Linked DNA regions of Mus musculus: region 1 is linked to region 2. Evidence: chromatin loops called from intact Hi-C (ENCODE). Cell type or tissue: left cerebral cortex. All regions are shown on one strand. Each heading gives the region's core, and the rest is flanking DNA. Links, peaks and the distances in the headings are about the cores only. Region 1 holds the start of Taf1b (TATA-box binding protein associated factor, RNA polymerase I, B). Region 2 holds the start of Grhl1 (grainyhead like transcription factor 1).

Region 1 (14,976 bases), core at 3,006-11,005, 73 kb before region 2:
AAGTTGAAGGCAGAGGGACACATCCTGTTGCAGGCAGGCTTCTTATTTTATACACACAGAGTATGCATTTATATTCGGGTCATTGCCATCATCTTTGATGAAATTGTGAATGTCCACATAAAGACTCCATTTTCCCAATAGAAGGCTTTGGGAGGCTGAAGGCAAAATAATCCAAAATAATCCAGAGATCTGCGAGGCCCACAGATGAGCTGAGTTACCCACTTTCTTTCTAAGTGAGAAGTACGCATGGGATGACTTAGAACTTCAAGTAGAATAAGTCCTGGAGGATACTTTTGAAACACTGAATCCCTCCATCTGGGACAAAGGAAAGACTTAGGAAAGAGAGCAGCAGAAGTCGGGGCATACTTAATGCTGATAGTCGTTTGCAGTATTTCTTATTCAATTCTCTCTTCTCTCATACATTTTATACCTGTGATCTCTCCCTTTTTACAAGTATTTTCTCCTTTGAATTGGTTTTCTCTAGTTTTATAGATTTTATTTTTCTTCTTAAGAAAATTATGTGTTTGTATTTGTACGTGGGTACGGGCATGTGAGTGAAGACACTCACAGAGGCTGGGAGACAGCAAAAATCCCCTGGAACTGGGCAGTGTCACTGTGAGCTCCCCCATGTAGGAACCAAACTAGGGTTCCTGCAAGAGCACTGTAGCCTCTCAGCCACTGAGCGGTCTCTCTAGCCCCCAGCAGATCTTCACAATTACATCAGTCAGTCTGTCTATCTATCTATCTATCTATCTATCTATCTATCTATCTATCTATCTATCTAGATATCTATCTAGATATCTATCTAGTGTGTAAGTGTGCACACATATAACTGTCATGTCATGTGTGTGCCAGTCAGAGAACAATGTGTGGGATTGTGTTTTTAAAACACATTCTTTTTTTTTTTATTCAACACTGACATTTTATTTTCTGAAGTTTATCATAATTTTACAAAACAAAACAAAACAAAACAAAAAAATCAGGTATCAGCCAGGCGTGGTGGCGCACACCTTTAATCCCAGCACTTGGGAGGCAGAGGCAAGCAGATTTCTGAGTTCGAGGCCAGCCTGGTCTACAAAGTGAGTTCCAGAACATCCAGGGCTATGCAGAGAAACCCTGTCTCGAAAAACCAAGAAAAAAAAAAAAAAAAAAAAAAAGCAGGTATCAAAAACAGCAGTTTATAGAGTTTCTGTGCTGGTTCTCACCTCAGTCAGTGACTCTGGAGTTGGCATCTTAGGGAAAGACAAGCAGGCTGATTACCCCTTGGCCACGCACATTCAGGTGGTTGGTTTCGGAACTACTTTGTAATAACTTTTTACAAGCACCAGTCATTTTTTGAGAATCAGTTTGGTTTGTCCAAAGAAGTAAACACTTTTTTTCTTTTACTATGTGGCATTTTTCTTTCTTAAAAAACACTGAGCTAGCCGGGCGTGGTGGTGCACGCCTTTAATCCCAGCACTTTGGGAGGCAGAGGCAGGCGAATTTCTAAGTTCAAGGCCAGCCTGGTCTACAGAGTGAGTTCCAGGACAGCCAGGGCTATACAGAGAAACCCTGTCTTGAAAACAAAACAAAAAACACTGAGCTGAAACACAGACTGTGTCTTTGGATCAGAACCAAATCTTCTGAGATCCCCATTACCTGAAGAGCACTGAAGACGTCCTCGGGAAATCATAGGAAATGTTCCAGTGAACACCTGTGTAATGGCTAAGGCAGCTACTTTATTTCTGATGAAAGTATTTCATCCAGAGGCTGCTGGAGGCCTGTCTCTGACTTGGGACTGTTTCCCCAGGCAGCCTTATTACCAGAAGGAAATGGGATGTTTGTGCCAAAGAGGCGCTTATATTGTGTAAATACATTTATATAGAGTAAGACTCCTTGCTCCGGACCCTGGGTCACCACAAAGAGATTGAGAGGCCATGAAAATTGGATGCTAACAGGAAGTAGCACACTTACACTTATAGCATCATCTGGAGGCAAGCGGAAAGAAAGCTGGAAACTGGTAGTGGGGCTCACCCACTACTTGCTCTGGAAACACATTTTGCTTAAATAAGGGAAGTGTGGTCCAGTTTTGCAATGTTAATAGCTGCCAGTCTCTCATTTTTAAAAATAAAGATCACTTCCTGACCAGCAATGAGTTAGGAAACTGGCCTCAACTTTGATCACATTTCTCAGTATTGGTTAAAAATAAAGTAAAACCCTTAAACCAGTCAACAGAGTTAGAAACTGCACAATCAAGCTTGAATATAAATTACAGAATGGGATACATATTATTGACATGATTATGAAAGAATCAAACACCTCCACTGAGACAAAATTTTCTCCGCATTATTTCAATTTTCATTAAAGGAAACTGTAATTTTCTTCTTTACAGATATGAAAACGAAAGCAAGAAGGCAAAGCTGAGAGAGACAGATGCTACCCACAGGGCAGCGGTGCCATTTGGTTGTTTTGGTCTTTGTACCAGCAACTCCCACTCCTGTGAACGGTGTCCAGTGGTGTCCAGTTCCAGCTGGACTGCACGGTTTTCCTTGCAGTCAAAACGCGAACGATGGACCCCACTCCTCCCTCAGCAAGTGCCTTTTCATGCCACTGCAGCAACACAGCACTGCTGTTGTCAGATGGGCTCTCAGAGCCTTTATAAATACACTTCATTAGGAGGTCCACACCGTTCTTGTCCAGAGACTGAACTGCCTTTTCAATATCATTAGCTTTAAAAGAGATAAGCACCTTCAAGACGTAGCTGCCAGCACAGTCCTTCACTGCCTGGCTCTTTGTGTTAATAGTGGGGGGTGGGGGGGATTTCAGAGCAGCTGTCATGTTTCCTTGCGGTAGGCACGAGTCCACCTCGCCCTCGTCGGGCCCGGCCTGGCCATCGCCGCCGTCCTCCTCGTCCACGAACTTGTTCTCCTCATATTCGTCCACGTCCACCTTCCGGAAGCGGGCCGACGACACCGTGTTCTTCGGCATCCCGGATCGCGACGCGACGGGGGCCTGCCCCTCTGCGGTGCCTCTCCTTTAGCGAGCCTAGCCTGGTCCGACTCACTTCCCTCTTCCGCTCCTAAAACACATTCTTAAAGACTTTCATCCCCAACTCTCCACTGAAGCTGGTTTCAGTACTCAGGTTTTTCTAGAGCAACAGAACTGATAGAATACAACACACACACACACACACACACACACACACACACACACACACACACACTGATAGAATACAACACACACACAGACATATGATAGGAGATGTGTTGAATCAGCTTACAGGCATGTACAATTCATGGTCTGTGGGTCAAATGTAGCTCACACAAATTCGTATGGATGAAGCTCAACAAAAAATTGTGAGCTTATTTAAAACATTATGAGGATGTGTGTGTGTGTTTTAGCAGTTCAAAAAGTTCTACGGATTTATTACTAATCTAGCCAGTTTGTTCCTGCACTTAAGCATGCTCATGTCTCCAGACATGAGTACTTTGGCAGCCATTTGCTAGGATGGATGATCGTGATTCAGCACGGACAGCCGTGTACATGAATCCTGAGAGTAAGTGTAGCTCTACTCCAGTGTCTTGTCTTGGAGTTAGCCCTGATTTTGTTTTGAGTTTTCATTCTAGTCAATTAGAGAATGAGACCAGTTTTGCTTCTGTCTCTCCATCAGAAATAGTTTGGTTGTGGAAGTCTTATAGAAATATAAGGTGAGAAAGTTTGTCAGGTGTACAGCCCACAATGGTGGAGGCCTAATACAGGATGTATTGAATCAGCTTATAGTTGTGGATTTTTTTTTCTGGTAACTTGATTGTTCAGCTCTTGAGTGTAAACTTTGTAGATGACAGTGTCAAGCTGCAGTGTCAGAAGGTTGGGCACCCTTAGTGCTCATTGGAAGCTGGGTGATTCAGCAATGGTTGTCTGCACATCAGGACCCTGATAACCTCATGGCTTCTGTATCTAAGAAGCTGGAAGCTTCAGAACAAGGGGCTCAAAGATGCAGCCCAAGTGTAAGGTTAAAAGCCTGCAGGCTCCCTAAAGGCCTGCTGGTATGAATCATGTTGAAAAGTTGAAGCAGACGGGGTCTGATGTCCTTTGGTAATGACAGCAGCAAGAAGGATTTGCAGAGAAGGATGATGGAGTTTGTGGGAGCTGGGAGCTCCCTCCTCCCACTTCAGATCCCTCCAGGTCCCTAGCTTATTAAGATGGAGCTGCCTACATTCATGAGGGTCTTTCCTCACTCCGTTGCTATCACACATGTTAGTCATCTCTGGAAACAGACATTCGAAGACATGTGTCTCACTGGTCTCCCAACCATTTCTCAATCCAGTCAAGCTGCCAATGGAGATTAGCCAGCACATTACTTTACTCCCTACTGACCCTTGTGGCTAGATCCATCCGTCATCCAGTAGATGGGAAGGAGATCCCATCTTCCCCTGACTGCAGGTCTCAAGAGCATCTGCTGAGGGTGGTGGCTCTTCCTCAGGGACACTGCTGGCTTCCAGGATACTCATGCTGCTGGTTTTCCTTCTGCATCAAGGACATTCTCTCTCAGACCTTTTCCTGTCTGGATACCCCTACCCTAGTGATATCCTCCAGTCTTTATCCTCAAATTCATACCCACGGTGGTGCCTCTTCCCCTGAATATCCAACTCACCTACTCAGCGTGGTATTCAGAGTCCCCACATGAACATGGGACAAGAACCACTAAGACATACACCCAAACGAAATCCTGCTTTCTCCTCCACTGTACTGTGTGTGGATGCTGAAGACTTTCTGCCTCAGTAAAGGCTAACCATCTTCTCACAGCAGGTCAGATGCTGACAGGTCCAGACCATCTTAACTCTTCTCTCACCCAACCTACCAGGTTTGCCTTTTGCTTATATCCAGAACTTACCCCTCTCTCTCCATCACTGCTCTTCCCCATGTGCATTTTGTTCTCCTTTTTTGAGGCAAGGTGTCATTATGTAGCCTAGGTAACCCTCAAACTCATGATCCTCCTGCCTCAGCCTCCTGAGTGCTGTGATTTCAAGTATGTATGTATGTATGTATGTATGTATGTATGTATGGCATCATATCTTGTTTTACACAGAGATGGGGACTAAATGGAAGGCTTTGTGCTTGCTTGGGAAATGATCCACCAACTGAGCTACATCTACCCTCTGTAGCTCTGTTTTTACTTTGATTTTGCTAAGTTGCCCAGGCTGGCCTTGAACTTATGATCCTCCTGCCCCAACCTCCAGAGGAGCTGTGATTAAGAGCTGCAGCATTACCTTTTGTTTTAGGATAAAATGTTCTGTAGATATCTGTTAAATCCATTTGTTTCATAACTTCTGTTAGTTTCACTGTGTCCCTGTTTAGTTTCTGTTTCTATGATTTGTTCATTGATGAAAGTGGTGTGTTGAAGTCTCCCACTATTATTGTCCCCCAGAGCTCCTGTTTCTAGCTGCATATGTATCAGAAGATGGCCTAGTCAGCCACCATTGGAAAGAGAGGCCCATTGGACTTGCAAACTTTATATGCCTCAGTGCAGGGGAACGCCAGGGCCAAGAAGCAGGATGCGGAGGGGGAGGTATGGGGGCACTTTTGGGATAGCATTGGAAATGTAAATGAAGAAAATACCTAATTAAAAAAACTTTAAAAAAAAAAAAAAGACCTGCAGCACTACCATACTCTACTGTCTTGTCTCTTGCCCATTTTTAACTGTTCATTATTGATTCATATAGAATTCTGGTTCTGTAAGTCCGTTCCTGAGCAGAGGAGTGTCAACACTTTTTGTCTTTTCTTTGTCTTGCTGATGTTTCTATTATTCATTTATTTCCAGTCTCAGAGCTTGAGCTCATGGTCTTCCACATGATAGGCAAGCACACTGCCACTGAGTGACGTCACAGCCCTAAGACAATTTCTGAAGTAGCTATCAGATTATTCAGATTTTTCTATTTCTTCTTGTATATTTTTAAATAATGTTGTTTTCTTTTTTCTTTTCTGGGTTTTTTTTTTTTTTTTTTGAGACAGGGTTTCTCTGTGTAGCCTGGCTGTCCTGGAACTCACTTTGTAGACCAGGCTGACCTCGAACTCAGAAATCCGCCTGCCTCTGCCTCCCAAGTGCTGCGATTAAAGGTGTGTGCCACCACCGCCTGGCTAATGTTGTTTTCTTAAAGAAAAAAAGTAGCTTCCTTTGAAACATTCAAATGTAGGCAGACAGTGGTGGCACAAGCCTGTAATCATTTGGGAGGCAGAAGCAGGCAGATCTCTGAGTTCAGCCTGGTCTACAGGTTGAGTTCCAGTACAGCCCAGACTACACGGAGCAACCCTGTTTGGAAAGAAAATTTAAATGTACTGGCTTAGGGTTTTTCATAAAACAGATTCTCAAACAAAAAATGTGTATCTGCATTAAAGATCCTTCTTCAGTGAGACCTTTCCAGACCACCCCTCTCACTGCATTTAACATGTCTTCCTTATTCTTCCCTATTTCATTTTTATTTTATGTGTGTAAATGTTTTGCCTGCATGTATGTGTACACCATGTCTGTGCCTGGTACCCACGTCAGTAGATAATGGCACCTGATCCCCAGGAACTAGAGTACAGATAGTTGTGAGCTGCCATGTGGGTGCTGGGAATCAAACTGAAATCTTACAAGAGATGCCAGTGCTCTCTTAGCTGCTGAACCATCTCTCCAAACCCATGATTTTCTTATTTTTGTCTCTTCCTACCATAGTATTGATATTAAAGTCAATTAGCCTCACTTTATTTAGTACCTCTGTAAACTACTAAACTCCTAGCACGTAGTAGTCCCAAGGTGGGAGGAGGCAAAATAGGTTTAGCTTTCTAAATTATGACCCTTTATTTTTAGTACCTTCATTAATTTGCAAATTGCAGAGACCCCCTCTCCTCTGGGCTTGGAGATCCTTTCCCTCTAACATCTATAATATCAAGAGTTTCCTTTGTTCTCCAGAGTGCTGCAGGATCCTTGACATATCCCAGCCTACCCTGCTGGGGACCTTATCATCTGAAATCCATCTCAGCTCTTCTCTACTGCCCCTGGAAAGAATTTTTAGTATCTAAAACAAATGTCAGGCTCTGGTGGCACAGGCCTTTAATCCCAGCACTCAGGAGGCAAAGGCAAACACATGTCTCTGACTTCAAGGCCAGCCTGATCTACAAAGTGAGTTCCAACACAGACAGGACTACTCAGACAAACCCTGTCTGGAAACAAATAAGCAAAAACAATTAAATAAACAGATATAAATGTTCACAAAGGTGGAGACTTATTTTGTTCACAGGAAAATCTAAAACAACTTTAGTTTATGGAATGAAGCAGGGGATTAGTGTGTTCAACGAGGGAACAAGAGATAAATGTATTAAGAATTTATTAAACGAGACATAATTATATTCATAGGCAAACATATATTTTTTACACAGGAGGAGGTGAAGGTACAAGAAAGAAATAGAGTTATGACTAGAAATCTTGGTCTGGGGATGTTCAGTGGTGTGGAGTTCTTGGCGAGCATGCACTAGGAGGGTTTGGTTCCTAGGATCTGGGAAGTTAAAAAAAATTTCAAATAGACAACCAGTTCTAGTTCAACAACCTGTGTTCAAACACTGAGAACACATTTTGTAAAACCCAGAAGCCGGAAGTCATGGCACACGCCTTTAATCCCAGCTCTCAGGAAGCAGAGGCAGGTGGGGTTCAAGGCCAGTGTAGTCTCCTGAGCTGAGTTCCGGGAAAGCCAGAGCCACAAAAACAAAACCACAGAAAATCCTCGTAGGTCTGAGCTCTGTCACTGGGGCCTGGTCCTGGTCCTGTACTGCCTGCCAGAAACCTGGGTCTTGAGTCCCACAAGGGCAGCACAGAAGACTCCTGGAACGCAAAGGCAGAGGCTGTGTTTCCGACCGGAGCGCTCTCCCCGTCTCTCCCGGAAGCGGCGCTTGCTGTTTGGGTAACGGTGTCTGCAGCGGAGCCTCGATGGATGTGGAGGAGGTGGTAAGGACCTAGAGGAACGCGTGCAGCTCCCACTCGCGTTCCCTAACTCAATGGGCCAGGGATAGCCAGGAGGAGGAGGAGCAGCGCCCAGGGCAGGCGTCGGCTCGGGGCGGTGACCCGCATAGGGGGCGGAGCGAAGGGGCGGTGGCCACTTGGGCCCCGGAACCTGGCTGCTTGTCCGCTCTGGGAGGTTGCGGGTGGGATTGGGTGGAGTGTTTGTTCAGAGGGGCCGTGGGCCAGAAAGAGGATGAAACTGTGGGCTTGTGGGTTGGCCACCCCCGTGGCTCCTTGGAGGAGACCACCCAGCAAAGCTCCCTTTGATGCTGGTTGCGCGTGAGGAAGAGCAGGACCTGGAACTTGGGTTGCCTCCAAGTAATCCCTGTCAGCCTGTCTAGGGTACGGACACCAGACTCTTGCCGAGGACGTTCTAATGTGCTTGCTATCTTAGGGTTTCTATTGCAGCGATGAAACACCATGACCAAAAAAGCAAGCTGGGGAGAAAAGGGCTAACACTTCTATATGATTGTTCATCATCTAAAGAACAGGGCAGGAACTTGGAGGCAGGAACTGATGCAGAGGCCATGGAGGGGTGCTGCTTACTGGCTTACTCCTCATGATTTGGTCAGCTTACCAGGTTCTGTAAAACCTAGAGCTACCAGCCCAGAGGTGACACCACCCACAATGGGATGGACCCTCCCTCATCAATCACTGATTAAGAAAGTGCCTTACTGGCCTACCTGCCACCTGATGGTATGGAGGTATTTTTCTTAATTGAGCTTCCCTCATCTCAGATATCTTCAGTTTGTGTCAAGCTGACACAAAACTATCCAGCACACGTGCCCACACCTCACTGTAAGAGTGGTTAGGAAGCTGCTGCACTTTGCATGCACTGTGAACATGATGGGTGTATTCAGTAGCTGACCCATAAGTCAAACACCAAAGAATTAGGAACCAGTTCTCTGTGTGTGCACTGACAGAATAATGATAGAGGGACTCAAGGTAGACAGTAGATACTATCTGTATCCATGACAAATGTAATAATGTCTATATAATACATTGATAAACCTAAAATTATAATCCATATAGACCATAAGTGGACCATATGCTCCTTTTGCTTCCAGTAGAACCCCTAAGCACCCAGTTAAACGTTTGGTACTCATACAGTTGATACCCTTTATATGGTTGGATGAATAAATCAAAACTCGACACATCTGCCTCAGTGCCCCAAAGAAAAAGTCAACAGTGTTTTCAATCTTTGTTTGCTTTGATCATCCATACGGTGGGTCATCCTTTTCTCCCTCAGCTCTCCCAGAGAGTTTACCTATATCTTTGTTTCCAATCTAGCCCTGTCCACCTTTCTTTCTTTGTTCTCACTCTGTATATTTCAGTAGTTTTATGGAATAGTTACTGCATTTCATGCTACTAAAGAGACGAGACTCAGGCTGGCAAGATGACTCAGCCAGTAAGAGCACTGACTGCTCTTCCAAAGGTCTTGAGTTCAATTCCCAGTAACCACATTGTGGCTCACAACCATCCCTAATGAGATCTGACGCCCTCTTCTGGTGCATCTGAAGACAGCAACAGTGTACTTATTTATAATAATAAACAAATCTTAAAAAAAAGAGAGAGAGACTAAATTCTCCTTATTTATAGATACTGTCTGTGTATTTTTAGTTTGATTGTTTTTTAATTTGGGGGGATGAAATTGCCAGGAACACTGGAAGTAGAGTTCAGAACCATGGTGCAGTGTGTTGGCCCGACAATAACAGATTTCTATCTTCCACAGAAAGCGTTCAGAGACCGCTGTTCTCAGTGTGCTGCTGTCTCCTGGGGCCTTACCGATGAAGGCAAATATTACTGTACTTCCTGCCACAATGTCACAGATGTAAGTAATGTGCCATTCACGAACTTGATTATGTTCTCAAAATTGAAGTTTCCGGGTGGTATGTGGCCTGACTCCTAAACAGTGCATCGGTATCACTCACTCAATGGCTGAATTCCAAGAATAGAAACAGGCTTTAAGAGCACAGTCTTAGATTAAGAAATTTGCAAACTAGATTGGTGATGAACTTCTAAAGTTACGTTGAGTCACATTTATAAATGAATGTTTCATTTACACTATATGCATATGGAAGTTTTTTGTTGTTGTTTTTTGTTTGTTTGGTTGGTTGGTTGGTTGCTTGGTTTTGGTGTTTTTGAGACAGGTTTTCTCTATATAACAGCCTCGGTGTCCTGGAACTTGCTTTGTAGAGCAGGCCAGCCTAGAACTCACAGAGATCTGCTTACCTTTGCCTCCTGAATGCTGGGATTAAAGGCATGTGTCACCATGCCCAACATGAAGTATTTAACATTATACTTGAAGGATATTTTTATTAGTTTTTAATGTGTTGTACCAGCTTAGAGATTTGGAGGATGGAGTGTTAGAATGCAGGGGGACTGTTGGGCATATTGGAACCAGGCTTCCTTACCATGTATCTTTGTGTAGTTCCTCACAACCTACCAAGTACTTTCTCATCCAGTATGTAATTTCTGCTTCACAACAACCTGTGAGATACAACAGTATGCCCAGAGAGAGTAAGCAGGGCTCAGGAGTCATTAGTGGTTTTTGTTGTTGTTGTTGTTTTAAGACAGAGTCTGACTATGGAGACCAGACTGGGCTCCCACTTAGAGATCCAAGAGAGCTAGGATCCAAGCCACGCACCACCACACCTGACACCACCACACCTGACACAGTTGAGTTTGTGGCTAATGCCACAGGAGTACAAAGACTTGGGACAAGACTTGAATCTGAGTCTTCTAACCCCATCATGCCTGTTTCTTAAACTAAAGATTGTCACTCTGTATTGTGTAGTCATGGTGTTCGGGGCCATCTCCACCCTGAAAGTTCTAGGTCCTGGTCTGGTGAGCATACCTTTAGGCCAGTAACAGAGTGTGGACAGCCTGATGCTGGACTAGCTAAACGTGCCATGACTGTTTTTCATAGGGAAGGATTTGCTGGAAGTGCAGAGCCAAGAAGGAATAAGCACTGCTTTCAGCACTTATTCAGAAGGGCTAGCTGGGGTGGAAGAGAGACTGTGCCCCAACGTAGAGCATGATAGGGACTGACGTGCCTTCCCACCTCAGACAACTCAAAATCTGCGCAGAAGATGTAAAACAACAACAAAAGCCACCTTAAGACACATAGCTAATTTAGCAGATGACTCAGTTTCACAAAGCACTTTGCTTTTTAAAAGGTATGTATATGTATGGGTATGTGCATGTGCGTGTGAGTGTAGGCGTCTATGGAGTCCAGCAGGGGGAGCTGGGTTTGGGATGGTTGTGATGGAACCCAAAGGTCTTCTGCAAGACCTGGGCATGCTCTCGGCCCTGAGCTGTCCCTCCTGCCCCACACAGGGTGTTCCTTTGAGGTGGCTTCTTTAGTCTATAGCTCAGGTGCTTGTTTGCTTCCTCGTTAGTCAGACAGGATATTGCCCAGATATATACTTAACTAAAACACTGGGCAATGAGGGAGCAGTGATCTCCTTGATCATGGCAGTGCAGACATGTCCCATCGAGATATATAAATGCTCATGTACACAAATGCATCAGATTACACTTGAAATGTATGCAGTTTATCCTGTGCTTTGATGCTCACTGAAGCTCCAGTGGTTTAGTCAGTGTTAATTTTATAGTGTGGTTCAAATGTAAACATAGTGAAGGAGTGGGATGTCATAATGGGGGAGTCTCCATTTGCAGATGGAGTCAGGGCACTATTTTTATAGGCATTGAATAGCCGTAACTAATGACTTCTTTTATCTTTATCTTTGATGTTTCTTGGTTTGGTCTGATTAAGTCAATTACCATCATTTTTAGTTTGAAACAAATATAATATTACTACTAAGCTCTATATTTAAGAGTCTCAACCCAAGGGAGTGAGGATGTACAGTTCTTGAAGGTGTATGACATTTTTTTTTCTTTTCCTACTGTTCAGGGGCATGATCTAGTACATTCTGTGTGCTGGACAAGTGTCCTATTAACTACAGCCCTGGTCCCAATGTGTTTTTGTAAAAGGCTGTGACCCTGAGAAGCTGCCCTCCACACAATAGGCAAACCCGAGGGAAGTTATACAACTTCAATTGTTACTCTTGGCTTTACACTAACCCAGGCATGTTCAGCACACAGAATAGTGTTCAGCTGTGCTTCCTGGAGTTGTGTAGTGTGGTGCTGTTGAAGTTCAGTGGGTGAAGAATGACCAGTGAGTCAGTAGCCTGGGACAGGTGGAGGCTGCGATACAGCTCTCCTGACGGTCTGCTTCTCTCCTCTCCCCTCAGTGCACTGTGTGTGATTCTTCAAGCTCTTGGCACTGTGTACAATCCCAGCAAAGCCTTCTGTGTGGAAGGCTTTTTTCCTGGTGTGTTTTAGTCAGGAAAAAGAACTTAAGGTCCTTAATCTGGCCAGTTTAGATGACATATATTTTTTTTGAAAATCCTTAAGTATTTAATACTAGTATGGGCTTAAATTATGTGAGTTTAATAGATTTTGTAAGAACAGTGCATGCTCATTGAAGGAGATTGAAAACTATGTGGAAGCCCAAGTCACCGACACTCTCAGTCTACACTCAGCAGCTCTCGTCCAGTCTTTTGTTTTTCAGTGTATGGAAAGGGATAGGGATGCTTGCGAGTACTACTGAGTATTTGTCTTGGTGGTTTCTACTGTGTGGTTCAAAGTGTCACAGCTTTCTATTAAGTATGTGAATATTCCACGATCTAACCATGGCGGTGTTAGCCTTCTAGTTTTTTGTTGTTCTATGTCTTACATAGTTCAAGTGTAAAGCCCCTTTCACCTCTGACAGTTATCTTTTCTAGATAACTTCAGTGTTATTTTGGCATGTCTTATCTTCTCACTATAGCCTCTTCCGTATATCATAGTGCTTTGATAACAATATCTGCACCCAGAAATCCTATAGTCAGAGGCATGTCTCTTACTATCTTTGAGATTGGTCTCATGCAGCCCAGGCTGGCTCTTGGGGATTGGACTAGGATTTGGGCATCTTAGGTTGCTGGGGTACTCCTCATCTTGTACCTTTTATTCTTATGAGACTTACTCTGCAAGGGGTAGTAGGGCCTAGAACTCTAGCGCTTAAAGGGCAAGGGCTTTCCCAGGCTATCTGGAACCCCCCCCCCAAAAAAATTAAGATAAGCTTCATTCTCAATCTTTAAATTTAGAAAAATATATTAATATTATTCATTATTTTAAATTTTTTATTTTTCTCCAGAAATAAGACTCAGTATTTTGTTTTTGGTTGCAAGAAAGTCAGTGTGAGATAATTGCCTTTGATAGCTGTTGGTACTGATCAGTTTGTTATGAATGGTACCATTACCATTTTAAAGTTCTTTTTATTAGAAATAAAAAGTGCTTTTATTGATTTATTTTTTTTCAGATAGGGGTTTTACTTTGTAATGCTGTCTGGCCTGGAACACACTGTGTAGATCAGGCTGGCCCTGCCTCTGACTCCCTAGTGCTGGGATTAAAGGCATGCTCCCCACACCCATTACTTTTGTAAATGAAAATCCTTTCTGAATTAATGTTCACACAGCCAAGCTGAAGGAGGCTGAGCCTCCCTGGGTGGCAGGGACTCAGGGAGTTGCTTGTTTTTGTTGTCTTTGTTTGCTTTGAGGGAGGGTCCATGTAGCACAGGCTGGCCTCAAACTCTTGATCTTCCTGCTTTCACCTCCTAAGTGTTAGGATTAGGGCATGTGCTTCTATCTCTTACCATAAGTTGTTGTCATGTTAAAGTGTATTTTGCATGGATAAAAAATGAGTATTTTATTTTTGGTCTTGTTTGATTCCCATTATTTTTTAAACATTAAATAGAAGTTATCTTTTAATATATTTTTGTTTTGTTTTGTTATTGTTTTCAAGACAGGGTTTCACTGTGCACCCCGGCTGTCCTGGAACTTGCTCTGTAGACCAGGCAAGCCTCAAACTCAAAAATCTGACTATTTCTGCCTCCCAAATGCTGGATTAAAGTCATACACCAGCATGCCCAGCTTTTTAAATTCAAATTTAATTGCAATATAATTGCATAGTTTAAAGTAAAGGTTTATTTGTTTGTTTAACTGTGTAACTGGCTCTTTTAGGAACCAAAGTCTTTTTGAATGAAAAAGTAGCATAAAGATTAACTGTCATAGTATGTTTTCCCAGTCATCTGTCCAGTCACTTTCAGGTTGGTTCCTGGACACTTCCCAGTGTGTACTTGGAAGGTGTGCTTCAGGGTACAGCGATTTCCTCCTCATGGCCTGTCTGTGTTTCCTGCAGCGATCTGAGGAAGTGGTGAGCGCTGCAGATATCCCCAACACCAAGATCAACTCCATCAACAGGGGGCTGAGACAGAGAAGCAAGCATGGTGAGCACAGATGCCCCACGGTGGCGAGGCTCCCTCACACTTCCTTTCATGATGTGAGGGCACAGAGTGAATTTAAATAAATTCCAGTCAAAATGACAGAAAATCCAAGTTCTTAAAGTCAAGTTGCTGCTGGGGTAAATGTGGGAGCAATGTGTTGAAGTATATGTTGTCCATAAGCTACTCTTCTTTCAGGGGCGGCTGTTCTGCAGAAGGTAGTGAGTGTTAGCTGTCTGTACCTGGCCTGTGTCCTGTGCTGTGCCATGAATAGTGATGTGATTTTCTGAAATGGTTCAGCTGAGTGCGTCTCAGAGTGGGCTAGGTCAACACCATATTCAGTTTAGAACACTTTCCCACGTTGACGTTTGAACCTTTTGAGAATAGGAAAGGTTATCTTTCTTTAAAATAGCTATAGAGAGTACTGATCCATTGACTCCTTACAGTGTGCCATTATTGAGAAGGATCTGGAAATATCTGGCTGGCATTTTTGTCTTTTTGTGAGTAACTAGGACCAGATAGATTCTCAAGTTGGAAACCACTGACCTAATGGTGATAGTAAAGAGTTCTACAAAAGGTAGCTGTGAAAATATACATACAAATATGTGTGTATACATGTGTATGAATATACACATAA
Region 2 (14,976 bases), core at 3,908-11,907:
CTGCCTCCTACATGTAGCTCAAACTCTAGCCTTCCCTGCTCCATCTTCCTGCTGGGAGACAGCTATTTGATGGCCATGAAAGCAATACCAGTTTCCCCCATCTAATCTTAAAGAGCTGAGTGACTCCAAACCAATACTTGGAAGGACACAGATGAGTCTGTTCATTAAACAAGCCAAGTACCCTGCAGTGACTGGGGGTGAGGAGCAGTTAGCCCCCTTTCATCATTACATAGTTGGAGCATCTACCAGCTACAGGGCTCTCTAGGGGGAAATGACCTTGTCCAGTCTCCATCCTGTCTTAACACAGCCCCACAGTGTCACTGCCCAGCGCAGATAGACACTCTACCACTCTTCAAGGGGGATTGCAAAACCTCCTGTCTCTTCAGGCACTTATCATACCTCAGCCAGCAATTTTCCAAAAATAGATTTACTAGCACTCTGGGGCTCCAGATCTTCTGATGGCTCCTTGCTGTCTAGAGACCCAGTGGCTTGTCACTGGACCATGGCTCCTGTACCGCTTTCCTCTCCTGCCTCACGTGCTTGCTCAGCTCAGGCAAGCCGTGACATCTCATCGCCCTAGGCTCTTGCCGGGGCTAGAGTTTCTGTCAGGATTGTCCTCTCCCAGAAGAATACGTTTCCTCCCTGAAAACCCTGCCTAGATGTCATCTCTAGCCAGCCTTCCCCACCTCAGCTCCCCGGGGAGAGCTCCTTGTTCTCAGAACACACAAGCGGTCAATGAATAAATGACATTTGTGCAGTATATGGCGCTCTATACAGAGCAACTGGAGAGTGAGGGTCAGGTCAGCTGCGCACACATAAGTCCAGTGCCACAAACCAGACAGGCCAGCTCAGCATGTTATCCCCACGGCTGGCTCTGAGGGCCCAGGAGACTCTGGGCTGAGAAACTTAGAACTCCTAAGAATGCAGGTAGCTTCAAAGGTAGACACCAAGGACCCACCACACATTTAAGTCAAAATGGACTCTACTGATTAAGAGTGTGGCTGCTCTTCCAGAGGACCTGGGTTCGATTCCTAGCACCCACATGGCTGCTCACAACTATATGTAACTCCAGCTCTAGAGGACCAGACAGCCTCTTCTAGCCCCTGTGGGTACCAGGCATACAAGTGGTGCACAGACATACCTGCAAAACATCAGTACTGATAAAATGATTGAATATTGTTAAAGAGGATTAAAGCATATCTAAGCTGAGCATTGCCGGGCGAGCTCCCTGATCCAAAGCAGTAGAACAACATGTGCTCACACTTCAGTCCGACCAAGCACTGTCTGCTCCCAGTCAGCCTTCACAAAGTTCCTCAAACAGGCTTCTCCTCGCTGATGTCTATTGCCAAATGTCCTACATCTCCCTCCCTCTCCAGTCTGTAGTTCTCTACTCCAATTAGCATCAACAGATGTCACTCAGTATCCCAGACACTGGGCTGAGAGTCATGATCCAGAGAGGACATATAAAACTGAAAGCAAATACTTGTGATTTTCAAGCAATGGAAATGGTCAGTGCAGGGCAGTCACTGTAAGAACTGAGTCACTGACGCATGAACTTTGAGCCATTTGAGCCATCTGACTCATTTGGCCCTTGCTTGTTCTCCACCTACAAAGCAAGGTTGTCCCCCTGCCCCTCGTACAAAGATGTATGTGATGCTCTGTAAGTACACTGTAGCTGTCTTCAGACACTCCAGAAGAGGGAGTCAGATCTCGTTACGGATGGTTGTGAGCCACCATGTGGTTGCTGGGATTTGAACTCTGGACCTTCGGAAGAGCAGTTGGGTGCTCTTACCCACTGAGCCATCTCACCAGCCCGCTCCAACGATTTTAAATAGCTATGTAGGTTTTGTTTTCATTAATCTATTCTCTCATATATTGCTGCAGTTTCCCCTCCTCTCCTCCTCTCCACCCAGTCCCTCTCCCTCCCACCCCCTTCCCTCCCCATCTACCCCTCCTCTGTTCCCCTTAGAAAAGGGCAGGCCTCCCAGGGACGTCAATCAAACATGACACGGTTAGGTATTTTGTATCTCTGACCACTAGTTATTACTAGGGCTACTACTTCAAGAAGTAAATGTGGCTGTGTGAACCAGCAAGCATGGTTTGGCCTCTCAGACCCCATCTGGGAGCTTTCTTCAAGTGCCACCGCATCTGATGGCTACACCCATTCACTGTTAGTCACAGGTCAGAGGGCTTTCTGGAGGTTCAGGCCTGTGCTTCTGAGCCTAGGGCTTTCTGGTAGTTATGTTGCAACTGCTGAGCCCTTGCTGGGATGATCAATTGACAGCGAAGCCACAACAAAAGAATGTGAGGTATCCTCGTTCTTGTAGTTGCCAGTAAGCGGGTGACACCCTATCCCACGGAGCCACTTCTCCATTCACAAACAGGAGCACAGCTGACTGCTTGGGTGACTGGAGTCTGGATGAAGTCCCAGGTACCTGACGAGACTCACCCAAGATTAGTAGACCTGGCAATGGCAGGCGAGTTGGGGGAAGGGAGCAAGCCTCCAGCAAGCATGCTCACGACAACTGTCACATTTGAAAGTAGAGCAGACGGATGACAAAACTGAATACAAGCCTTGAGTGAGTGGTCTCAAGGTTTGAGACTGCTTGGACAACCACAGAGCCAGATACTGTCACCAGAAAGTACCAGCTGCAGCTCTTCCATGTTGAACATGTCCAGACAGCTCTACGATGGGGGACATGGGTTAATCTTGGAATCTCAGGCAGAAACATCAAAACCTTAGAACATGTGTTGTTGGGAACAAGATGCTGAAGTACACACCTCGCACTTTCCAGCTTTGAGACTCTGAAACTAATTATCTCTCTACATCGAATTCTCCATCTATGAGAGATGGCCTCAAACTACCTCCAACAGCTTTAAGGCTCTGAGGTTCTTGGGTGTGTCTGATTGGGGACACTTGATACTCCCCAAGGAGGACCAATGTCATTACCATCCTGAATAACAATGACCACTGATGTTAATATGCTTAACAGTTTAAAAAAAATGAGATAAAGTTTTTGTCCTCTAAATAGCTTGTGCTATAAGGAAAATTCCAGAAGGCTGTAAGTTTGATATTCATTAAGTGCCTGAAACTGTACAGGACATCTAACTTTTCTTTCGTTTTCTTTGTGAGGGTCTTACTGTACTGCTCATACTAGCACTGACCTGCTAAACCTCCTGCCCCAGCCTTTGACGTGGTAGGACTACAGGCATACCCCACAATGTGCAATTTGTGATATTTTTCTTTTGAAACTTTAATAATAATAGTGATTGTGGCCTGGTTGCTCACAGGGGACTCAAAGGTTAAGCAGCTTCCTACATCTCAAGCTAGAGAAGGTGGGGAAAGTCAAACTCCGTTGCCTCCCACACCCTGCTCCCCGGAGTGGAAAGTCCTTCATCTCTGGCTGGCAGAGGTCTGAGACGGTGAGCTGGGTGGGGCAGGTAGAGATCTGGCACAGAGGCTCTGCCATTCTTATTGGGCCGCTTGAGCTGTCCCTTCCTTACCTGCCTTTCCATCTGGCCTAAAATCACTGAAGGCAGTGAACCCCGCAAATGGCCTTCAGAGGCAAAGGGTGGCATTCCCAAGGACTAAGTCCATAGGTTCCTGCTCTTACAATGTTTGTGTTGTTGGAGTGCAGAGAGAGTACTCGGGAGACTGAATGCCAGCCCTGGCACTTTCTGGGCAAGCTCTACTATTGTGCTACACTCCAGCCGGCTCAGGATCTTTAGAGGAGATAGAAACCATCTTTAAATGCCCATGTGTCAGGCAATGTGAGATTTTTAAGATTAACTGTATCTTTATTGATGTTTAAAGCAAGTGCGGGCTTCATTGTAACCTTCTCATACATTGTGTCACTCGGCTTTCCTTCAATGCCAGCTCCCCCCTACTGTCCCCTCTCTGGATCACTTCCTTCTCCCAAATAGCCTCACTTCTGCACTGATGTCACACTCTCTCACACACAGCCTCCACTGTGGGGAATTCTCGAAATCCATCATTCCAGTTAACCCACAACACTCAAAACTACTTCCCTCACGTTCCAAATGGAGACTGAGGACCATGAGGGTGCAGCCTGCTCAAGACAGAAGGAGATGCTGACCTAGGATTTGAATCCTGGTCTCTCATAGTCGTGTGGAACTGAACTTATGAGAGTGCAGAGCAGCCTGAGCTGTGATCTCTAATGAGGGACAGTGAGCAGAACCCTGGGAGTAATTCTAGTGGCATAGCAAGTTGGCCTTTAAAGCCAGGAAAAGATGCTAAAACTCAACACATGCCCAGAGGACACAGTAATAAGAATACAGTGTGCTGGAAGCTTTCAACTGGGGTATCAATTAAGAAGCATGTTGGGGGCAGATGGGAAAGGAACTGCAATAGCCAGGGTGCTTCTGGTCGCAGCAGCCAATCTTATAGCCCTGGGACACAGGGATGGGACACATGACCTGTCCAAGAGTTTTCTTTTACTGAGGCCCAGAGAAAAGAAACTGTGTTGTGAGCAAACCACTAGCCAGGAGGAACATGTGTGCCAAGACCCTCTCAATGTGCAGCCAACCGTGACGCAGTGTTTTCAGACTTTGTTGTTACCATACAATCTGCACTGAGTTGGGAGAGGTCCAGTGGAGTCCCCTACTCTGACACCCATGCTTAGGACACAATCTTCTTTTCAAAACAGTGCCATTGACTGGGTGTGCTGTGACATTTCCATAACCCCAGCTCCTGAGGAGCCTATGACAGGAGAAACATGAGTTTAAGGGGTATACAATGAGACCCTGCCTAAAAAAAAAAATCAAGCCACATTAGGGTAGTGGTGGCACACGCCTTTGATCTCAGCACTGGGGAGGCAGAGGCAGGCAGATCTCTGTGAGTTCGAGGTCAGCCTGATCTACAAAGTGAGTCCCAAAAAACAAAAACAAAAAGCCAAAAAGAGCAAAAAGCAACAAGCACATTCCCACAAAATAAATAACTAGAAGGAGGCAGCTGGGTGTACTGCTACATGCCTGGACTCAGCTACTCAGAAGCCTGAGGCGGGAAAGACTGAGACCAGTCAGGGCCATACAACCACCAGATTCTATCTCAGAAAAACAAAGCAGAAACCAACAGCGCTATCCCATTCTTAAGTTTAAGAAGGCCCTCCTAAAAGATAAGCTCTACTCGTAACTAAGAAACAGTAAAGTCTGTAAAGATCTAAAACAGTCCACCTGTGGGCTGCTGTCAGCTAGATCAATGGCGGGAGGAGCTTGCTGCACAGGCCTGCAAACCTGAGTTTCATCCCTGGAACCCAAATAAAGGCAGAAGGAGAGAACTAACTTCATAATGTCGGCTGATCGCCATGCATGTACCTTAGCATCTGTGCTCGTGTACACAAACACACACACACACACACACACACACACACACACGCAGACATAAAAGAGTAAGAACGTTAATTTTAAAATTGCAACTCCAATTCTAGGAATCCATCCTATGACCATACTTGGCCTAGCATACAAAAATGTGCTCGGGAGGATGTTTATTGTGAATGTTTGTGATTGTGAAAAGCTCAGAGAAAACTCACTACTCACCACTAGCCTCTGACACACACCAAATCAAAGAAATACAGATTTCACCACAACGACATGAAAATTGGAAACCGTAAGAAGTGATAAGTTGTCTTAGCAAAATGCTAAGACATATGCTTGCAATCACATAGAGAAATCTGGAACTATACACACAATAGTTACCATTCTCTCAGGACATTGGGGATGGTGGGTGAAACAGCCTGTTTGAACCCTAGCTCTTCTCTATTGCTTAAATGTCTTTCTTCCCTTCCTTACTTGTTTCTTTAGTTTATTTATCTTGAACTGTATGTATTACTTTCTATGATTAGAAATAATGTTAATGTATAAATAAGGGCCTTCAGGATGGCACAGTGGGTATGGGAGCTTGTCACCAAACCTGAGGACCTGAATTCGATCCCTGGAGCCCCTATGATGGGAGGAGAGAACTGACTCCCACGAGTTGTCCTTTCATCGACACACACATGCTGCAGTTCGTGCTCCCACATGAACCCCCAATACCTACGAGTAAATAATTTATAATAAAAATAAAGACATAATGCTAACAGCTCACAGATGTGGACTTGAATTTCAGAGTACATTAGAAATAAACAAAATAAAACTATCTTGAAGTTTACTTACAAGACCTATTTTTTTTCAGTGTTTGTTTTGTTACAGGGTTTCCTGTAGTCCAGGTTGGCCTGAGACTCTATCTAGATAAGAACAACTGCTTCCACCCCCCAAGTGCTGGAACTACATCTGTATACCACCATACCTAAGGCCTATATTTTAAATTACTATAGCTATGATCTAATACCAGTGGACCTTCCTGTTCTGTTTCTGATTTTATGGCTTAGCCTGTCTTCATTAGACCTGTATATTTGTCACCTACCATATGTCAGACACTTGCTCCTGGATGTCCTCAATACTAGAGGGTCATTTAACTTAGCCCTACAGATAGGCCAATGAGACAAATCCAGGGTCTTGGGGGCCTACAGAAAACTGTGCCATTTGATAACTGTCTCCAGGAAATTTTTCATATACACACCAGTGCTGGGGACCCAGCACTGACAAAACAATGCCTTCTCTGGGAAAGCTCACATAAGATCTCAGACATGGCAAACAGGGCATGGTAAACGTGCTGGAACTATGCTGTCAGCATTGTGGATGGCTCACTGGGCCAAGGCTCGGGAAGGCCAGATAGGGGTGTGGAAGTGCTCCCAAGTCTGTGGTGTCTGAGCAAAGTGGTGTCTGCCAACCTCCAGGATATCAGCTGACTTGGGAAGGGAAGGCTTTATTGGGGATGACATAGGATGGTGTTTTAGGAAGGGCCACCCTGGCAAGAGTATGGAGACATGTCTGTGTTGGTGTGCATTTGTGCTTATGTGTGTATGCATACATATATAATTTTCTTAAATTTGAAACTATCAAGTAAAGAAAGAACAGGCCCCAGGCCCCAGAGTTGCCCCAGGGCTGAGCACAGAGGCTGGAAACCGCTCTGAGCATCATGTCTGTGGTTACTGACTAGAGCGCTAGCACCTCAGAGAACTGAGAACACAGGGTTGGGAGGTGAGAGGCAGCTAGCACAGGACAAAGGCATGGTCAGCCCTTAGCAAGAACACACCTGTCTCCCTGGTCCATCATCTCTCAGTGGCCTCCCAGCTCACCTGACTGCCCTCTCTGCTCTCCTGGCTCTTCTCCCTCTGAGCCTTTGATGTTGGAGGCTCCAGGACCCAGGGGCTCCTCCCTGCCTTAGGGCTTCAGCCATTTCAAGGCTTTGAATTCTTCCCTCAGGATGATCTTGCCCAGAGGTCAATTTTTGGTCCAGATCTCCCACTGGAACTCCAGTCTAGTATCCATCTGCGTGACTCATGTACTCAGAAGGAAAATGAATTTTAAACTTAGCACATCCTAAACAGGACCCTTGCCCACTTATAAACTGCTATGTCTGCTGTCCCTCGCCATCTCAGAGGCAGCAGTCACTCTATCCAGCTGCTCAGCTGAAACCTCTGGTCGTTCTGAACAAGAATGACTTTGGTTGCTGTTGTCAAAGTTTCACTTTGGGCCTGGCCTGGAACTGGAGAGCCTCCTGCCTCAACTCCTGAGTCCTGGGATTGTCTGCACACCATCTGTCAGAGGTGCTCTCTAACCTGCCCTTTGGGTCTCAGAGAATCCTGTTCGTTTGAACACAGAGGCATCTAGAATTCAAACCCTTCTCAGTGTCCCATCACCCCGGGTCATGCTTCTGGCTACTATTTATCTTTTGCTTGTCTCTTTTGAAATTGCCTCCTGCTGATTCCCTACCATTCAGTGACCAGATTATTTGAAAACACGAGTGAAGTCTGTCTATGCCCTACCGCAAGTCCTTCAAAGCTTCCTCACTTAAGGCCTTACAGAAACCCGCGGGGCTCTACAGTTTGCACCAGTGCCCAGTTACTCTCTGGCCACACTGCTTTCCTAGCTCCTCAGTGGACACACTCGTGTCTCCTCTATCACGGTCTATAGCTGTGCCTTCACCCTTATGCCCACCCCCTCGCCATCTACATCTTTAAACCCAGAGAGCTCCACTCTACTTTCCCCATCCACCTGCAAAGAGTGCCATCTCTCTCCGCACACCAAAGGAGTCACCGTGACTCTCAAAGTAGGACGCTCTAGGAGGCAGGAAAATTTGCCTGCTCTGTCTCTGCCTTGTCCTCTCTGTCTAGGTCCCTGTCTCTACTGTTGTAGGCCTGAGGCTGAGGTTAAAGAAACCGACCCATAGGAAAATGGTTTAAAAAGGGGTTAGGATATGGGAGGAAAAAGTGGAAGCCAATCTGGAGCTGGCCAAACAGAAAGACCACACAGGTAGTAGGTAGGGGTTGAGGATGCTAAAGTCCAAATATAGCGCTGGGCAGATGAAGAGCCAAGCAAGTTCAGATGCCCTCAGGAGGCTGGTGGGGACCTCTGGGGCTTGGGAAGGTGTCTTAGAGTGATGCTTTTGACACTTGATAGGTGCCCAATAAACAGGGACCGCTGGCCGGGGAAACGTGGGTTATTAAGAGGCTGTGCAGATTGGCGACTGTCACATGGTGGGCACTGAGAGATGAACCAGAAGGAAACCTCCAAACCTGCACAGCTGCAAAGAAATTCCCTAGGTATTTCCCAGGCAGAGGCCTTGGGGCCGGAGAACTGACCGCGAGAGAGAACTGGAAGGTGAAACGCGCCCACGCGGGTGTGCGCCGAAGCCTCTCGGCGCCGGCGGCACTACCGGCCGGCGCCACCGGGGCCAGCCGCGCGCAAGCTCCCCAGCGCCGCTGAGCACCGCCGAGCACCGCGTGGCCCCCGCCCTCCGGTCCGCCCCCAGGCTCCTCCCCAGAGCTCCATCTCACCAATCAGGAGGAGCTCCCTCCTCCCAGTTCCAGAAGCTCCGCCTTGGGCCGGAGCTCCGCCAGCCAATGGGAGGCCGAGCCCAGCGCCCAGTGCGCGCAGCCCGCGCCGAGCCGGCTCAGAGCGAGAAAAGCGAACCCAACCCGTCGGGGCCGCCGCTCCGGACCCACCGCCTGCCGCCGCGCGCCGCCCGCCGCCGCCTCCTCCCCCCGGATCGGGTGTACTGTCCCAACCCGAAAGTCCAGTTCTGCGGCCCGGCAGCGGCGAGCGAGCGCGATGACACAGGAGTACGACAAGTGAGTGAGGCGCGGGCGCGAGTCCGGCCAGGGCCCGGGGGCCACCGCACCTGCCGCGGCGACGGCGCGGGTTCCGGGAGCTGGGAGGACAGGCTGGGTGGGGCGAGGCTAGGGGGTGGGGGGGGACACTCGGCCTGTCGTCTAAGGGCTCCCGGGCTCCCGGGCCCCGCGCTCATGGACCGGTGGGGACGGGTGGACCCTGGGCAGCCTCCTGTCACCTGCGGAGCTGCCGGAGCGAGAGATCTAGGGGAAGGTTGAAGTGTCCGCTGCCCGCGCGTTTTCTTCACTCCGGCTGCTGTGTGAGAAATCTGCTGTGGGTGTTCTTGGGCCCTTGCATCACCGATGGTAATTACAGAAGACTATTTTTGCCGTTTGGGAATATCAAGAGGAAGAAACTGCACGCAGGGTGATAAAGTTAGAGACCACTGTCGAATCGGGATTGCTTTTTAGAGTTTGGGACATAAGAAAGCAGCGAGAAATGTTCAGTGATGATGTAAGATGTGATCAGACGTTGGCAGGACTTGTGTGGGGGCAGTTCTCGATTTTACTCGCAACTTTTCTATAAATATGAAGATGTTCTGAAAGATCAAGTCTGTCTTATCTCGGCTCAGTAAATCTGGAGTGAAGAATTGGTTTCATAGTTAACTTGTTAAGGGTGGATTTTTCTCATGCTTGTTTTCTGATGAAGGTTAGCTGAGTGTGGAATCAGTAAGAGATTAATCTTGTCTTGTAGAAAATGAAGTTCAGGTAGTGCTCGGCTTTCCTTTTAGAATCCTGACCTATAACTCTTGAAGGTCTGAGGCTCATTTGAAAACACCCATGAACCTTCAGGGCCGGAGCAACAACTTGCTCTTCTTGAAGAAGTGGGCTGCAATTGTTCATGTGTTTATTTCTCTACTTACTGACTAGGCAAAAGTCCCAGTGCCAGCCTCTTGGCCTTAGGCATACTTTGGAAATATAAAATGCCTTCAGGGTAATTGCAGACATAAAGCCACTTGGAAAATATTTATTTTCTGATGCTTGTACCAATGTTGGATGGGATGGGAGAAGGGAAGCTTGAAAAACTAGCATTACGACTGTTGAGCGAGCCAACTGCTGTCAGAGTCTTCTGGAAGTGGCTATTAGACTATTAATAATAGCTCAGCAGTACACCAGAGACTCTCACCACGGAACCGGAACCGCCATCTCTATCGGCCTCAGGACCCAAAGGCTTGCTTGCGGGGAATGCTAGGTTGTGTATTGCTTTCTTCGGATAAAACTTGAGATTTATAAAGATAAGCCTTCTTGATTCTTTTTATGTTTCAAAATAATAAGCTGCTTCCAGATGTAAGCCCTCAGACTCGTCTTTTTTCCTCCCCTTTTCAAAGATGTCCTTTTTTTTCTTCTTCTAAACCTATATCTGTTTTTGAAGGATTTGGGTGACTGCCAAGCCCTAACCTTTGTTGATTACTTGAGAAGATAATCAGACTTTCTCCACTCACTTTTAGAAAAGGTAGGTCACCTCCAGGCCATTTACATATTTCATTCGTGTGTTGCAACGAGACCTGGGCCAGGACAGCCATAATTCAGATAAGTTCCAGACACCTCCGTTCTTGTTCCCTCACACACACAAAAGTACTGCCTCGTCTTGCTGAAGTCAATGTTCCGTTTTTTCTTTCTATTGACTTATTAAACAGTACCGGCTGGACAGTTGTTGAGACTGTTGACATTTCCAGGTTCTGGAATCAGTAGACTTTGCTTGGATTATTTAAATTAAACCTTCTGTAAAGCGCCACTAAATTCACCATTCGTTTTCTGGATTTTTCCCACAAACTGCGCTGTTAATGTGAAATGGTCCTTGCCTGGTGTGAAAAACTAATAAAGATTGTATTTATTTTGGGGGGAAGGGAGCACTGGAGATTAAGCCCAGGAAGCCCCCTCACCCAGAGCAGAGAAGTCACGTGCACAACACCTTAGCCAGGCCCTCTAATCCTAAAGCCTAGTAAAGGTTTTTTACATTTTATTTATTTTATTTTATGAGTTGGTGTTGGCACTCCCTTCACCCTCCCAACATATTCTCCCTCCCTCCCTCTCCCTCCCTCTCCCTCTCTCCCTCTCTCTCTCTCTCTCTCTCTCTCTCTCTCTCTCTCTCTCTCTCTCACACACACACACACACACACACACACACACACACACACACACACATCAGAGGACAACTTGTAGCAAGGCCTTTCTATCAACCATGTGGGTTTTAAAAATTTAACTCAGATACCTTTATCAGCTGAACTATCTTACCAGCCAATGAAGACTTTTAAGTGATTAATTTGCTCTCTCTGTGTGTGTGTGTGTGTGTCTTTAAGAATCAGAGAACAACTTGAAGGGATCTGTTCTCTTCTTCCACTATGTAGGTCCCAGGGATGGACCCTCAGGCCATCAGACTCATGAGCAAGTGCCTTTACCTCTGAGCCATCTTCCCTGGGCCCATGTAAAGATTTTAAAATCCTAACTGTCCACTGTTTTTCTTAAAGGCCGATTTTCATCCTGTGCCTTCGTCTGTTGTAGGCTGAGTGTTTATCTCTAAGATGAGCAGTTCACTCCCATGCCAGAAGATTAGGCGGCTTTACTGATTTATAGGCCCCGTTGGCTACATTCCAGTCTCCTTCTGCTGGTAACAGAAGTCTTCTAACTTTCTCATATACCCTGAAGGATTAAGTGAAATCTCCCTTTTGCTTTCCGTCCCTTCCTCCTGCCCCTGTTTCTCGGAAGGAGCTGTTTAAAGACATGGCCCTGGCTGGGGAAGGGGGAAGTCACATGTCGCAGCCTGCTTGAGTGTGATTAAACTGTATCCATGCCTCGCTGTATCCCGTATGTGCTGTTATAAATATGTAAATAGCCCCGTGTCTTCTTGGGACTAGTTTTGGATTTTGACAGGTAGTATTATCTCAGTGTTTCTGACGGGGGGGGGGGGGGGGGGGGGCTTCCTTCTGCCTTGCCTTCTGAGCCTGTCTTCATCTGACTTACTAAAGCTAAGGCTACTGATGTAGCTATCGTGACACAGGGTGATTTAAAATACGCCTTTAGAAAAAGTGTTTTGTAAACCAAATCTGAATTTTCTGAATGTTTTTGTATTTATTCCAAAATTATCTTTAAGAGGAGTGTGGACGCCATTTCACTAACTTTATTGCGTTTCCTTCAGACAGACCTTCAGAAGCTGTTGGTATTTAATTGACTCTGATACAGGAGATGGAGCCCAGTGCTTTGCTCATGCTAAGCAGTTGCTCTGGCACAGGGCCGTGTGTCCTATTTTAGAGGAATGTCAAAGAACTGTTTATTTAGCTTGGTTTTGGGTGTTGGTTTTTGTTGTTTTGGTTTTTTTTTTTTTTTTTTTTGGTTTTATGGGTTTTGTTTTTATACAGCTTCTAAGCTGTCTGGCTGTAGGAAGTATGGATTTAACTTTTTAATTTCTTCCTCTGAAGCAAAAGGCCCGTGCTGGTACTTCAGAATGAAGCCCTCTACCCACAGCGGCGCTCCTATACCAGTGAGGATGAAGCCTGGAAGTCGTTCCTGGAAAACCCTCTCACTGCGGCAACCAAAGCGATGATGAGCATCAACGGAGACGAAGACAGCGCGGCTGCGCTGGGCCTGCTCTATGACTACTACAAGGTAGGCTGCGGGCTCTTTACAGCTGCGAACGCCATGCTCAGACGCACCTGATTCAGCAGCCTATAAAACAGTCATTTGCTGGTGGAATGTCAGGATGCTTGCTTCTCTAGTGACTATAAATAGTTTAACGAGTCCCCCGGCTTTTGGTGGTTCAAAGCTGAGCATCTACGATCATAGAATCAAAGGGTGGTTTTTAAACAGCTGCTCTGGCCCTCGCTGAAGGAGACGCTGCTAATAAAAGGAGGTAGTAGCCTGTCTCCCCCAGTTTGAGTATTTTAACAGACTTGGTTTCGGGTGTCATGGGAAGGGTTGTTGCTGACTGACCTGTGCTCTCCCCTTCTGAGTGATCAGTGTGACCGCCTTTTCTGTAGCTGCTTTTACAAAGCCTTGGGAGCCGCTGGGGGAAACACACACTTTTGCAATTCTGGGACCTGGTTCTAAGATCAGAATACATTTTCTTTTTTCTAAAGATTTATTTTATTTATATGAGTACACTGTTGCTGTCTTCAGACACACACCTGAAGAGGGCATCAGATCCCGTTACAGATGGTTGTGAGTCACCATGTGGCTGCTGGGAATTGAACTCAGGACCTTTGGAAGAGCAGTCAGTGCTCTTAACCACTGAGCCATCTCTCCAGCCCGCAGAATACATTTTCTTGCCTGTTGCTAGACAGCTGAATTAGCCTTCACTCTCAAGTGCACCATGTGTGGGTTTTTTATACCGTTCTGCCTGATGGTTCTTAATGGAATTCTAGTAATTCAGTTGCCACTCACTGGTGACCTGTATCATACTGGGCATAGGATGTAAGGCCAGCCTGTGTGTCACTTTTGACTCTCAAGCCCAGCGGCTCGGATGCATTCAGTTAGGGTTTCAGCCACAGACCAGTGCTGGGGTGTGGCCTGCGTTCACCTTCTCTTTGGCGTTGTCCAGCAGCAGACGCCCAGGGATGGCCATTTGAACTGGTTGGTCCTAGGCATCAGTTGTTATTACTTGATAACTAGCAGTGCTTTAAACAGATTGCTAGTCAATCCAAGAGTACTTGGTGTTATCTTTTTTAACAAAGGTCTATGTAATTTTAGTTATGTGTATGCATATGAGGATGTATAGGCACGTTTCTGTACATGAGTACAGAAACTGGAAGAAGTTGGATTCCCTGGAGCTAGAGTTGTGAGCTGCCTACTGTGAGTGTCAGGTCCCAAACTCCTGTGCAAGGGCATTGTGCACTCTTAACCAATGAGCCATCTTTATTTTGTTGTTAATGGTGAAATATGAAAGAATTCTTGCATGGCAAAACACTGTACACATCTCAGCAATACGTGTGTGCCTGTTTGGACCATGTCTCAGCTGGGTTAATGTCACGGTGTACCAGTGTCATTTTTCCAGCTTTTCAGCTCTGGGGCAAAGAAAAGGGGAGTCAGACAAGGAGTGGAATGGAGCCAGAGAGATGGCCCAGCATTTAGGAGCATTGGCTGCTCTTTCAGAGGACCCTGGTTCAGTTCCCAGCACCCACATGGTGACTCAAAGCCATCTCTAACTGCAGTTCCAGGGTATCCGATGCATTCTTCTGACCCTGGGCACCATTCACACATGTGGTATACAGACATAGGTACAGGCCAAACATTCATACATGAAAAAACCAAAATACATACCTTAAATTTTAAAGAAGAAAGAAATCTTTACTCCCACTATAAAGTAAGTTTGTGATCCCACAAGTCTATTTGGCAGTTGCTCTTTACCGGTTGCTGTGGTGATCAGACTGTTGGCTCCTTGAGGGCAGATGTTGCCCAGGGCTCAGCAGGTAGTCAGGAGATGAGTGAACCAAAGAGCATCCTGAGAAATGAAAGGTTTCTTCTTCAGGTGAAGAAGGCTTCTCCCCTGAATAAGGACTGAGTCCCTCTCATTGATGTTGACACTTTAGGTCCCCAGAGAGCGCCGGTCATCAGCCGTAAAGCCCGAGGGAGAGCACCCAGAGCCAGAGCACAGCAAAAGGTGAGTGCTCCCTACAGCAGCACAGCAGCAGACAGGTGATGACAAGTGAAGAGGCAGGGCTTTGCCAAGCAGACCCGGGAAGCTCCTGGTGGGTGAGACCGTAGAGGGACCTCTGTCACCTCAGGGTCAGATTCTGTTGCTGATTTGCCTCTG

The links. A loop is a pair of places that touch in the nucleus more often than their neighbours do. Peaks named below come from ENCODE experiments on the same cell type or tissue, not always from the same donor. Only the 100,000 strongest peaks of a DNase experiment are listed, where the experiment ranks them.
Region 1: it touches region 2 in a loop (6-fold over the local background); 6 of 42 quality-filtered maps call a loop at or near these places.

The regions. Positions count from the first base shown.
Region 1 is chr12:24,490,690-24,505,665 of GRCm38, forward strand. It overlaps Taf1b (TATA-box binding protein associated factor, RNA polymerase I, B), which reads left to right and starts at 7,892. Exons shown (of 15, transcript NM_020614.2): 1 at 7,892-7,960; 2 at 9,747-9,845; 3 at 14,258-14,345. The coding sequence starts at 7,943. It also overlaps the pseudogene Gm16372. In left cerebral cortex, for the core only: a CTCF peak has its summit at 9,531 (motif pointing left); a DNase peak (open chromatin) is centred at 7,925; H3K4me3 peaks cover 1,257 bases; H3K27ac peaks cover 856 bases.
Region 2 is chr12:24,563,268-24,578,243 of GRCm38, forward strand. Grhl1 (grainyhead like transcription factor 1) reads left to right here and starts at 9,020. Exons shown (of 16, transcript NM_001161406.1): 1 at 9,020-9,191; 2 at 12,647-12,833; 3 at 14,753-14,823. The coding sequence starts at 9,172. In left cerebral cortex, for the core only: a CTCF peak has its summit at 8,764; DNase peaks (open chromatin) are centred at 8,913, 9,638 and 11,805; H3K4me3 peaks cover 2,687 bases; H3K27ac peaks cover 1,864 bases.